Regions from separate parts of the Homo sapiens genome. Here region 2 is linked to region 1. The links are chromatin contacts, found by Hi-C or POLR2A ChIA-PET in ENCODE. All regions are on one chromosome and are shown on one strand. The core of a region is the stretch at or near the end of the contact, and the rest is flanking DNA. Distances in the headings are between cores, read along the strand shown.

Region 1 (4,060 bases), core at 650-3,149:
CCACTGGCTGCTGAGGTGGTGCCTTCTCCACCACATTTCTGACTCATTCCCAGAATAGGACTTTGTATGGAGTCAGCACTTCATATTTGTTATATCAGGTGGAATTTTGGGTGCTTTACCTGGCTTCTACAAATAGTGTTGTTTTGGTCATCGAAAGCAAAGCGTTCTTTACCAAGGGAAGTGTGGCCGGATTTTCAAACAGTTATGTCTGTCAAGTTAGTCTGGGGAATTTGACAGTGCCAGCTATGGATGGCGGTACGAAGCAAACAGATTCGGATGGAAAAATTCTTACCCAACTATGTCCAGTTAGGTTTATGAAAAGAGCACCATTATACCAGGCCTCCTTTGAACAAGAAAGGAAATAGCTTATGTCATGTGAATACAAAGTCCCACAGGAGTGTGCCCTGACTTTCCTTTCCAGCCTCAATTTTCACTGCTGCTTGGCAGGGATGTGATGCTCTGGAACACTCACCTGCCTGGCATTTTCCACGTATCCCATGTCCTCCTCCAATCCACGCCTTTGTTCTTTCTCTCCCTCCTGGAACTACTTTTCTCCCCCAATTGGCCTAGCTGTCTCCTGGCATTTTCTAAGGCCCAGACTAGGAATTCTTTTTCCCAAGGAATCTCCCCTGACCACCTCCCTTCCAAAAGTGAAATGCCACTTTTCAGTGCTTCCAGAATTTGCTGTGCATGACTGTCCTGTTACCTGTTAACACTTTGCATTATAATTATCAAGGTGTCTGTGTCTCCAGCCAGCCTGAGTGTTTCTTGATCCCTGTATCCCTAGCCTAGTACAGTGCCTGAAATCAGTGCTTGGGGGCCTTGTTAAAAGAAGAAACGGCAGGAGGGGAACAGTAGTAGATAAGCGATATTTCACAAAGGAAAAGGAGAAGCTATAACCTGTCTGTATGAACTCCCCAAATATGTCCCGTTCTTTCTTTGTTGTCACCCACCCTCTTTTGCTTTTCATGAGGGAGTGTTTGCCCTAAGTGAAAAGGAAAACCCACTTGTCTTTAGGGACATGTTATGCATGTGGAAGTCTGGCATTCCCAGCTGGGCGTTTAACCAGCCCACCACTTGGGTGTTTTATAGTAGTGTCTCAAGAGGTGTTATCTCCCTCTTTTAGGTCTTTGGAGAAAAAAAAGGTGATCAAAGAAACCAACTCTGGCTGGAGGGGGGGCAGTTAGAGTCAAATCGGGGTTTTAGTGGATAAGAAAGGGGACAGAATGGAAATGGGGTATGGATGATGCTAATATGAAGAATGTGCTTCAAGGCCTCCTGGCTATTTTTGCATGCAACCATCTTTCATATCCCTATAAGATAAAATCACTGTGAAGGGTCATAAACCACTGTCAGAGTATTTGACAAGCCCCATAGGTAGTTGTTCCGAGCTAGTAAAAGCATCTTAATTGGCCTAAATGACAACAGTTATGTTATAAATATCTAGAATTTATGACCTGAGAAGGCGTAATCACATCTTCCATCAGTTAAGTTTGCATAGGAGCAGCTTGAGGATTTAAGATAGGGCTGCAAGTTGGGGAAAATCTGATTAGCCTTAACTTTATGACAAACACAGAGCTAAGTGAATCGGAGTGCTTTCAAGTTCCTGATCCCTGGGAGTTAAAGGCAGTGGTGTTTCAGAGTCGGTAAAAGCCACCCAGTTCCCTCTGTGCAGCTGTCATTTTATTGGCCTTGTAAAGTCTCCCGTACACTGTGACAAATCCAAGACCATATACCTGCGAAGAAGAGATGTTTTAGATTATGGGGCACAGAGGAAGCAGACGGTGGGGTTAGAGGGTGAAAACCTATGTGTTTATGCCGATCCTTCTCCGGAATGTGCAGAGTCATTGTGAAAAGCAAGTCCGTGCTGCTTTAGGGCTCGCTCCAGGGTCTGATGAGACACCTCATTTTCTGTGGTAATTGAGGAAGCGAAATTCAAAGCAGGGTTTAAAAGTTGAGTTTATACATCTAAAAACCCCACACATCTTTCAAGTTAGCTGGAAATTACACTTGGATTTTTAAAATATGATTCATTTCCTGAATTTTTATTATGGGGATGGCATTATTATCAAGAGTACTACTACATCTAAAGCAAAAATCATAACAAAGCCAATCTGTTGAAAGGATGGGTGTTTTAAGAGACACATTGTAGAGATAAATTTGATGTCATTGATCAACCAGGTCATTGCCTGGGGACTCGCTGGTCAATGGAGTGGAGTCATCTTTGAGGTAAAAGGCAAACAGCCAACTTAATCCCAATTTGCAGAGCTTCAAAGGTGAACAGTCATTTTGCCAGGCAATGAAGAGCTCAGGTTATCTATTTAATGCCAAAGTCTGTGAAGTCAGTGAAATTTCTTTAATGAATTTGAGAGCAATCCTTCAAAGAACCCTTGATTGAAACCCCTAGAGAGGCCAGTTGTCTTTGAACTCAAGAGATGAAGTTTATCCTAGATTAACCTGATCTTTCAGTTTGCTCTGTCTTGTAATGTAGAGACAGAGTTCTGAATTTTGAGAGAAGCGTTATGGTGCTTTGGCAGGCATATCCAAATCCGATGTGTTTATTATAGCAATGTAGGAACACTTTTAGCTTTGTTGGTAAGGAGGTCTACCAACCAAAGGATCCACTTTACATATGAAATTTTTGTACATGTCTACCATGTTCCAACAGTTTCTGAAGATCAGATGGGTCCCAAGGTATATACTCAGTTTGTTACTTCTCAGTGGGTATGAAACAAAACTTCAGTTTTGGTTTTATTATTATCGTACGTTTCACTGCACTTTCATACCCTTAAACCTTGCATCTCTCAAATCTGGAACTCTGTGCCTTACGATGTGGAAGAAATAGGAAATCTGGAACTGATTATGAAATTATGAAGCAGGGAGATGCAGAAATGTGCGAGGATCAGTGTACAAATGCATAAACCCTGATGCACACAAAGCCTGGTGTGAAGGACACATCACTTTGGATTGGAACCCTGCTTTTACATTTGAGCGTAACGCAACCTAGCATTTGCCTTGTGTAGTGCTTGGGAGCTTTTGGTGTTAACAGAATTCTTTTCTAAAGAAATTCCTTCGGATTTCTTCAGAATTTGTCCAGTTTCCAGGTTCCAATAGGAAAAACATGGACAAGGTTTTAATAGAAAAATAGTGCTCCAGATTTTTCAGTTGGCAAGTGCCGTACTTAAGAACTGTTCCTGTTTTATTAAGTGGTACAGGTTAGCTTAATAGGGGAGTCCTCGACATTTGTACCATGATTCCAGGAAAGAGAGACACCTGGGTCCCCTGGAGAAGACACCTGTTGGGATTTTGAGCCCACTTGTGGTTTTACCATTCCATTCGCATCTCACTGGAGACTACGCTTGAACAACAGTTATATGTGCTGATAAGGCAAGACCAAATCCATCAGCGTTCTCTACTCCTGCCTCCTCGAGAAAGGATAGCTGGGTCTTCCCATGATGTTGTTTCAGCTTTTCCTGTTGATCAGGACAGTAATGATGGTGGTGGGAATGTTTTGTTTTTATTCAATTTTATTGTTCTGCTTTAGTGTTTTAACATTTCTAAAGGCAATGCATTTTTCTCATTAAACATTTCAAATAATTCAAAAATCTTTGCCAAAGAAAATAAAAGTCCCCTCTAATCCACCATCCAGAAATACTAACATTTTGGTGAACTATGTATCTTTCTAATTTTACTATATATAGACTCTTAAAAAGAATGGGATTATATTATAAATGTTTTTATAATCTGCTTTTTGAACTTAACATTGTATGTTGGACACTTTCCACATTAATAAATATACACCTATGGAATCATTTTTATAGTAACGGAGTATGGAATTTTGCATTCTTTAGCCAGTTATTAATGGTGAACTTTAGATGTTTTAAAATGTTCCCTAGTAGAATTCCCTAAAGCCTTTTGGGCTTAACCTTTATTCACTTAGCCAATAATTTCTTTGGAATAAATTCCTAAAAGGGAAGTTGCACATTAATATTGATAAAGATTGTGAAATGGCCTCCCAGAGGTGATGCCCATTCACCCTGCTTTAATGCCTTGAATGGCA
Region 2 (4,132 bases), core at 324-2,823, 100 kb before region 1:
CTGCTAGAAGCCACGGTTGTGCTTCCCATTTACACTTTCAGTGCTTCATGTGCAGATGACTTTTAATTACCCTTTATGGTTCAGGAGGTTAGCACAGTTAAACAGCAGTAGAGGAACCCCATGCAGTAGGGTTCCCATAGCCTCCTGTTGTGTTTGGATTACCTCCAGAAAAGCTTGATTTGATCCCAGCATTGTAATGCATCACAGACTTGGTCCAGATCAAATTGCTAAAATGCAAATGTATTGGTTTTTACAGCAGACCCACTTTGGGTTAAGCTGTTTGTGTCCCACCGGTAGAATCTAGCCACATCTCTATTTATTTTTGACTTCAGTGCAAAGTGTCTTTACAGTCTATTCTAGAGAACCCCTTTTAATAAAAAAAGAAATACTCAGATCTGGCAGGTTATTCTTATGGAGGTAAAGCCTGAACTGCTCAGTGTTACTGTAAACAATTTCCTCTTAATGTCCAAGCAATTGGGTAAGACACTCATCTGCTCTCTTAGCCTGGAAACATTCTTTATCCTAGGCAGCTGGTGCCTCAACCCCAGTACTCAGGGAATCCACTCAGTTTGCCCTTGCAACAAAAAATAGCACTCAGTGAATATGGAGGCAAAGTATTTTCTCTGATTTCATGCATTTTTCAAATCCCTATCAGAAGGGCATCTTCCCAGAGCATCAAGCTGACCTGATGGCCAACTGTGTGAGTCTCTCACTTGAGTGTCTTCCTTGGGTGAAAGCTCTGTTTTAAACATATTTTAGTTCATCTCCCTAAACATGCATGGAGCACTTATGGGCACTCTTTGGCTATAGGAGGTGTTGATTTTGTCCTTAAGCCTTGGAGTTTTATCATCTCTACTAGCAGTATCATAGATACTAGCTCATGAAAGATAAAATAGGACAAAGTGCTATTTTTTTTTGTTGCAGAGATGTTACTGAAGTTCAAAAACCTTTGCCTGCTGGAGGAATCAGAGAATGCTTTCTACATAAGTAGAAATTCCCATGAATTCTGTGATTGGCAATCTGTAGCCCACCTTTTGTGACAAATGCCTATTTAACCATGATACTTTCTCTTAGGGTTTTAAGGATCCCAGTACAAGTATTGCTAGTTTTAGGAGGAGTGGAGAAACTCACTCTTTGCTTTTTAAGTATTAGTTTAGAAAAACTTGAAAAGATCAACTTTACCATTGTGTTCCCTGGCTTTTAGAAATGCATAAAGGGGGAGGTGGCTCTGATTTTTAAATTTCAGAGTGATTTGCCAACTTTGCTTCAGTAACTTGAAGCACCCCACAGCACTGAGCAGTTGGCAGAGCATATCAGAATAACAGGCTTAGCTGAAGGTGACCAAAACAGGGAATAGCATGCAAATGCCAAGAAGATCTCTCACTGTGCTCTCTCTCTCTTTTTATTCAAATTTCACATCTGTGCTCTATTTTTAAACATTTATTCTTTAAGTGATAACGCATGTTTTACCAAGCCTCTTATTGGATTAGACATGTTTGAAATCCCTTCAACTTTAACCTGTTCATTACCGCCTCAGAGAACATTCAGATCCACCACCAAAGTAGAGTGTGTACAGGAGAAACTTCCCAAGATGTTGGCCACCAGGGAGCCATTAGGCTTTGTGGGGAGGAATCCAGCTGTTAGACTGTGTGGATTTTGGGAGTTATTAGACTGACATTGCTTCAGTGAGGCTTAGGAGTGGGTATAATGTGTGCAGAGACCTTGCTTTTCATCATTGTTTTTCTATTCACATTTTAGAATGTGAGGAACCAACAGTTTTTGAGCTCTTATTGTATACTTGGCATTGGGCTAGGGATTTTAAATATATTATCTCATTTAATCCTCATGACAACCCTAAAAACCAGATGTTAATAATTCTGTTTTACAGATGAGGAAACTTGGGTTCAGGAACTATGCAGAGATGCCACAGCTGGTAAGGGGTGGAACCAGAGCCCAAATGGGACTCACATTGAAGCTTTTCCATGCTCTTCCCAGGAGCTATCCCTGAATTGGTGCAATACTTCAGTTAGGTCTTAGCCCCTGTAAACTTGAGGCTAAAAAGCAGAATAAAGAAGGCTTTATTCTGTGACCCTGAGCAACCACTCCCCACCCCTCCTGACCCTTCTCGCCTGGCCCCTGCTGGCTCCCGCCATGACCTGAGGCCACCATGTGCAGGCTGGGAAGGGCGACTTATCTCTTCCTGCATCACCAGACATCACCGGTTGCCACTAGGGGAGAAGGCTGCAGGCTCAATCAAGTGTGCTGTCATTTTGGTTTTCTTGCAAGAAATGTTGGCACTTACCTCCTGCAGCCTTTGTGTTTCATTCTCAAGGTATCTGTTGGAAAGCCTTTTTCTCTTTAGTTTTACATTTTCTTTTTCATCATTTAACATATAAAACCAGGTTTTTCCTGGTCCCTTTCTCTCTCTCCCTCCGTTCCTTCCTCTCATCATATAATTAAAAGTCCTTTCAGCCTGTCTTCACCTTATCATTTCAAATACATTGAAAAAAGATCCCACTTCCTGCCCTTGTGTCCTCCTGATGCTGGATTTCAAAATGAAAGAAAAGCCCCTTTTCACTTCCTTTTTGCTTCATACTGCCCCTTGAAAAGCTGTGTTAAAGTGATATTGATTTTGTCATTGATCACCATTGTGGTGCACACCAGGTCTGTCCTTTCCTGGCTTCAGAACTTCTTCTTTTTCAGCTTTTTCAAATAATAGTATCAGGATTTTTTTCCTGAAAATTAAGGAAAAGGATTTTTCACCCTCTCCTCTCATGATTACAGGAAGACATTTATCAGACTTGGAATTTAAAATTTCCAGTAGTTTGCCTTTAATCTTTCTCAACTTTATATTCTTTTGGGGAAGATGTCACTTTCTTCTTTTGATTCTCTGCAACACACTAAAAGTTCCAGAATCTCCCTTGTTTATTGTTTTTTTTCAATGTTACCCCTTAATAATGCACTAGATTAAAAGGTAATAAGGATTTGATTTTGTAGCATTCTTTCTATGTAAATGAGCTTTTCCATAGTTGAAAGCATAGAGATACATCTTTTATCATAGAAATAATATTTGCTCATAATAGAAACTTCAAAAAATGTAAATAAAAAACTAAAGTTACCCATAATCCCACTACTCAGAAATAACTGTCACTAAGATTTATAGTTTCCTACATTCCATTGTCTACATATATATTTGAACAAAGACATGACATACTACATAATAAAGTTTGTTTAGCCTTTTAAACATTTAATATTTTGTGCATTTTCCCATGTCCTTAAAAGCCTTCGAAAACATATTTCTTGGTTTATGATTTCCATCATTTTGCAGTCATTAATTTTACCATTCTGTTTTGGGGATTTTGATTTGTTTCTAGCTTTTCACTTTTATAATCACACTGTGATGAACATCTTAGTACATAAGTCTTTTATTTTTTATGTTATTTTCTTTAGGATTAATGCCCAAGAGTTGAATTATTAGACTTGTGGGTAGTTTTAAGATTTTAGAGCATTAAGAAATGGCCGTCTCCTACAGTGGACTTGACATTCGTAAATATTTAAATAAATGTCAACTGTTCGTGTTAAATTTTTCAGGCTACATTCTGAAAACATGCCACTCATAGATTTGGGGCAGAATCCTACTACAGGAAGTGCAAGTGATCAGTAAACAGAGACAACAAGAGGCAGAGAGAGATTTTCAAAACTTAGGTGGGCATGGAAAGAAGTAGGCAGTTTATCCAGCAAATATTTGTTGAGCATGTACTACGTTCCAGATACTATCTGGACACCGGAGACACAACAGTGAACAAAACAGACAATTCCCTGCCCCAACTATTCCAGTGAAGAAACAAGAAACAAAATAAAGACATCAAATGTAGGGCATGTTGCACGATAATAAATACTATGGGAAAAACCAAAGATGATGCTCTATGAGGGATTTGGGGAGCTGATTTTGAATAGGGTGTTCCACAGATACCCTGCCCGGGAAAGCACTAGAGTTTTCCAGCCAAGTGGGGGGTGAGCCATGTGGAAGCCCTGTGCATGGAGGGGAGACCTCAGTGAGGACAAACTGCAGCCAGGAAAGTTGGAATCTGTTCCTCTGGGCCAGCTCCCCACGTGCAGTTGCTAAGTTGAC

What was found. A loop is a pair of places that touch in the nucleus more often than their neighbours do. ChIA-PET counts read pairs that join two places held with the same protein, here RNA polymerase II (POLR2A). Pooled maps may share reads with other maps.
Region 2: a map of PC-9 shows a loop between it and region 1 (9-fold over the local background). The contact joins two enhancer-like sites. A Hi-C loop is called at or near these places in 8 of 168 maps with a recorded cell type or tissue (GM12878, IMR-90, MCF 10A and 3 more), 6 of 37 single-sample maps with no recorded cell type and 7 of 50 pooled maps. POLR2A ChIA-PET finds 5 or more read pairs at or near these places in 1 of 52 experiments (PC-9).

Annotation. Positions count from the first base shown.
Region 1 is chr3:55,618,275-55,622,334 of GRCh38, reverse strand. The region is part of intron 17 of ERC2 (ELKS/RAB6-interacting/CAST family member 2); the gene reads left to right. Among named protein-coding and RNA genes, the nearest start is that of ERC2-AS1, 13 kb to the right of the region's middle. Within about 2 kb of position 1,899, at least 6 of the 41 ENCODE cell types and tissues checked have a DNase peak (open chromatin) inside an H3K27ac peak, as active enhancers do.
Region 2 is chr3:55,722,297-55,726,428 of GRCh38, reverse strand. The region is part of intron 15 of ERC2 (ELKS/RAB6-interacting/CAST family member 2); the gene reads left to right. Among named protein-coding and RNA genes, the nearest start is that of ERC2-IT1, 65 kb to the right of the region's middle. Within about 2 kb of position 1,573, at least 2 of the 41 ENCODE cell types and tissues checked have a DNase peak (open chromatin) inside an H3K27ac peak, as active enhancers do.